Linked DNA regions of Homo sapiens: region 1 is linked to region 2. A link is an interaction called in ENCODE POLR2A ChIA-PET data of the cell type or tissue named here. Cell type or tissue: Panc1. All regions are shown on one strand.

Region 1 (2,500 bases), 110 kb after region 2:
GCAGGCTGGAGTGCAGTGGTGCAATCTCGGCTCACTACAAGCTCCGCCTCCTGGGTTCACGCCATTCTTCTGCCTCAGCCCCTGAGTAGCTGGGACTACAGGCACCCGCCACCACACCCGGCTAATTTTTTGTATTTTTAGTAGAGACGGGATTTCACCCTGTTAGCTGGGATGGTCTCAATCTCCTGACCTCGTGATCCACCCGCCTCGGCCTCCCAAAGTGCCGGGATTACAGACGTGGGCCACTGCGCCTGGCCTCTTGCAAATCTTACTGTGCTTATTATCACAGCCACTTTCAGACTAGTTATTGTTGAATTTCGTTTAGGTTAATTTTGTCTCCCTTCTTCTTACCCTTACATCCCAAGCCACCTATCCACCACCTACCCACTTCTCCTCTGGCAAACAGGGTAAGAATCCTGTTTCACAGTGTGGCAGTAATTGCAACCTTGGCTGCACATTAGTAAACACCTAAGGATTGTGTAAATAATATCTGTGTTTAGGCTCTACCTCTAAACTGATGTGAGGACTAAATAGTGGTACTTTTTGAAACTCTCCCAGGTGATTGTAATGTGCATGAGGGTTGTGAAATGCTGGGGTATTAACTATCCTTGCTGGTCTTGGAAATACCAGTCCTATATGTGGTACTAAATAATTATTTTCTAAATAATAACCAGAACTTATATGAATATGCACACTTATAAGAATAATTTTTCCATACAACTTTGAAATAGATAAGAATCTGTAATTTAATAAACTTATTGTATTGTATTAGTGTTTTTAGATAATGGCTTTGCTTTCTAAATTATTTAACTCACTGCATTTCCCAGACCATGTGATCATACTCTTTCCCAATGAACTTCTGCTCTGTTGCACGTATATAACATTCATTAAAGACCCTAAACCCTCACTATAAATTGCAAAACTCAGTGCTGATGCTAAAGCATACTCTTCACTCTAAAACTTCCAATTTAGTAACTCCATTTGCGTTATCTAATGTGAGAATCTCCCACCTCCTCAAAGAGAATAGTTTTTGCATTTTACTCTATGTAAAAGTCTCTAAAATCCCCAGATAATGTAAGACTTCTTAGATGAGAATTTTGATTTCAATCAAATTCTGATTTAACGTTTTAAGAAATTGAAAAAAAACGTGTTTTTGTTTTATTTATTTATTTATTTATTTTGCTTTCTCTAGTGTCCTTTAGTGCAAAAAGACCTTGGGCTGAACTAAAGAAAACTATTGTCTAAGTAAAAAATTAAAGCATCTGAGACTTTCTGATCATAATGTGACAATATCAGGATCTTGTATGGATAGAATACTTGGAAAGGGAAAAACAAAACATCCTCGTAGACATTTTTCGCTTGATTGACCATAGATTCAACCCACATCTGCATTTGTCTCTTAAAAAAAAGTGTTTATAAGCTTCAAAGTCTCTAAATTGGGATGGGGCTCTAACCATTGGCATTCATGGCTATTCATGTTTAAATTGCCGTTCATTTTTCTTTTATTAAAAGAGTCCTCATTAAGTTTTCTTTCACTTACTATTCAATTATTAAATATAGTTTTATATTGAGGAAGAACATCTAATCTATTAATAGATAATTTGAAAATAAATGTATATGTTTCTTCCCACACCCATTCCCTGCAATTTATTTATAACTTGTAATTTCAAGATGCGACCAGAAGAGATAATGATATTTTATTATGTTATGACTAGATTTTCTGGTTAGGAGCTTTCATTAAGCAGAATTAAATTTTATTTCTACATAATGCATAGTTATTTAAACTTCAGTTGCTGGTAAAATTTAATTGAACTTAAGTCTAAGAAGACTTAAATAGATTCAGTAAAATTGTTAAGTTTTAAATAGCTAAAAAAGCAATTCATAGAAAATTGAATATTTTAGCTATATCAAAAATATATTTAGGGAAATCCAAAAACAAAAATAATAACTACAAAATATCTTGCTATTTTGTTACAGCCAACCCACTATTTACACAACTATTCTGTTAGCTGTAATTCAAACAATTCTTTGAAGAAAAAAAAAGTATAGAAAAAACATTCCCTGTGACTTTAAAACATCTTAATACTAATAGCGTTTTATTTATTTATTTATTTTAGACAGAGTCTCACTCTGTCACCCAGGCTGGAGTACAGTGGCACGAACTCGGCTCACTGCACCCTCTGCCTCTAGGGTTCAATTGATTCTCCTGCCTTGGCCCCTACAAGTGTGTGCCACCACACCCAGCTAATTTTGTTTTGTAATTTTGGTGGAGACAGTTTCACCATGTTGGCCAGGCTGGTCTCGAACTCCTGACCTCAGGTAATCTACCTGCCTAGGTCTCTCAAAGTGCTAGGATTACAGGCGTGAGCCACTGTGCCCAGCCTATAATGGCATTTTAAAATAGTGGTTGTGATAATATTGTTTAGTCAGCTAAAATTAGTATTAACCAAAAATAAAATTCCTCTGAATATTATGCATGGTAAGATTTTCCACATTGCAC
Region 2 (2,500 bases):
AGGGTATACAGAAATTTGATACTTAATAAAAGCATTAAGGTTTTTAGACCAAGCATGCATTGTTGAGCCACTTTGAAACCAGGTATTTCTGGATCATTCATATTTGAATGATCCAATACAATAACTACTAGCCACATGTGGCTATTGGGCACTTGAAGTGTAACTTTAGTCAAAGTGAGATGTGCCATAGAGTGTAAAATACATACTCCATTTCAATAAATAAAAATATCTTATTAATAAGTTTTGATATTAGTTACATATTGAAATAATATTTTGGATATATTGGGTTAAAATATATTTAAAATAATTTTCATCTGATTCTTATTTATTTATTGTTAATGTTGCTCACAAACGATGTAAAGTTTTATATGTGGTTTAAATCTGTGATTCACATTCTATGTCTACTTTATGGCTCAGGCCTAGATGTCTCGTGAGTGGGGAAGGTTAGATTGCAGTCTCCATAAGCGCTGAGCAACCCCATGTGAAAATCAGTGACTGGATGTGCTTGGTTTGAAGTTATATCTATGAAACTCAAATCTTTAAGTCTCTCAGGAATAAGATTAATTTTTAATCTCATAGATAATTATACTCTGGATAGATATCTGGATAAATAATAATCTCAGGTAGGAAAGAAACTCACTCTGAAGAAACAAGAGAGGAGTGTAAAAAAAAGGAATAATTATTTGTCAGAAATCTGAAGAAAGAAAGTGTTGAGAGTAGCAGGAAACCCTGCCAATCTGATTACCTTCTGGCCTAGCCATTATAATAAAGATGGAGTCAAATTATAATTAACTTAAGAAAATGATAATTGGCTGAGCCAATGAAGTACTCAGAGCTGAGGCGGCGCTTGATGCTAATCTAATAGTTAATTGAACACAGATGTGAAGGAGAGCTCTCCTTTCCAATTCCTGCGCTTCAGCTTAGTGAGCAGTCCAGATGAGGGAAGTGACAACATCACCTCCTTAGGAAGTTTCAAAAGATGTCACCACAGAGACTCAAGAGCTTTTCAGCCTTTCTTGGGGGCATCTAAGGAGCAGCATGCTATAGCTGAAAGATCCCCCAGGAGCTTCAAGAAGTAGCCCTAGGGATTTGGGGATGAGGTTTTCAGATTATACAGTTGCGCTCTGGGTAAGCTTTTGTGTTTTCTTGCTTTTTATTGTTATGACTCATTTACTTTTCATGCTACTGTGATTCAAGGTAAATATGTACTACAATTTAAAACATTTAGGATCAAAATTAAATCATTTTAAGGTGAGTAGGATAGAGGAAAAAGGTTCAAACACTTAAATTTTAAGCTATTTGGAAATGCATCTATAGTAATGAGTGACTTCTGTGATGTGCTTTACTACTTTGAAGTATTAACAGATGGCATTGCTTTAATATTCTAATTATACACTGGAGATTCTTCACATTAACTGGGTATTCCCTCTTTCTCTGACCAAGCCATGCTTAGATCACTCAGTACTGCTTTAGAATGCCAGTTCTTAATGTTCACCTGCCCAGGTTTTCAACTACAGAGATTTTTACAATTCTTCTTCTTCTTCTTTTTTTTTTTAGACAGAGTCTTGCTCTGCCACCAGGCTGGAGTGCAGTGGCACGGTCTCAGCTCATTGCAAACTCCGTCTCTGGGATTCATGCAATTATCCTGCCTCAGCCTCCGAGTAGCTGGGATTACAGGTGCCCGCCACCATGCCCAGCTAATTTTTGTATTTTTAGTGCAGACAGGGTTTCACCATGTTGGCAAGGATGGTCTCAATCTCCTGACCTCATGATCCGCCTGCCTCAGGCTCCCAAAGTGCTGGGATTACAGGCATGAGCCACCGCGCCGGCCTCAGCTTCTTTAAACTTGTGATAATCAAGTATTATATCCAGCATAAAAACAGAGAAACTTTAAAAATCATCAAGTAAAAGATTATTAGTATAAATATTGTCAGTTTTTACACAAAATATAATTAATTTAAATACATAATAAGCAAATTAATCTAGTGATAACTGAAGTATAAAAGGTTATAAAAATATAGAATTTATTCCTGCTTAAGAATAGCATTTAAATATTTTAATTATATAAATCATTCTTGAATACTTTATTGGGTTGAAAAAATTACACAACATAGTTGCATATCTTGCCACTGAAATTCATCTTCATTCCTTTCATATAATCATGATTATTAAATATTTATATTTATACTGTCATTTTTCTGAACAATATTATATATTTACAAATATACTGTGTATAATTATGGGTATCTATAATGTATTTACACAACCATATATCCACAACTTTTTATATATATACAAATGGTTTTTAGTTTTTTTCTACTATTTTTTCTAAGTGCTGAGATTACAGGCCCGAGCCACCATGCCTTGTCTAATGCAAGTTATTTTTAAAAGCCAAAGCAAGGTTTATTTTTAGAGGAAAGCAATCTCTCTTTAAATGTACAACTTCTAAGACCAACTTGATGACTTCTAAGTGGAAGACTTTCATCCACGTAACTTTTTT

Evidence for each region. Peaks named below come from ENCODE experiments on the same cell type or tissue, not always from the same donor. Only the 100,000 strongest peaks of a DNase experiment are listed, where the experiment ranks them.
Region 1: POLR2A ChIA-PET joins it to region 2 with 5 read pairs; 2 of 35 experiments call an interaction of 5 or more read pairs at or near these places.

Annotation. Positions count from the first base shown.
Region 1 is chr7:83,480,042-83,482,541 of GRCh38, reverse strand. The region is part of intron 2 of SEMA3E (semaphorin 3E); the gene reads left to right. LOC105375378 (a long non-coding RNA gene) reads left to right here and starts at 293. Exons shown (of 3, transcript XR_927716.3): 1 at 293-303. In Panc1, no CTCF peak of the experiment used is centred here; no DNase peak of the experiment used is centred here.
Region 2 is chr7:83,587,434-83,589,933 of GRCh38, reverse strand. The region is part of intron 1 of SEMA3E (semaphorin 3E); the gene reads left to right. Among named protein-coding and RNA genes, the nearest start is that of SEMA3E, 60 kb to the left of the region's middle. In Panc1, no CTCF peak of the experiment used is centred here; a DNase peak (open chromatin) is centred at 1,063; H3K27ac peaks cover 368 bases.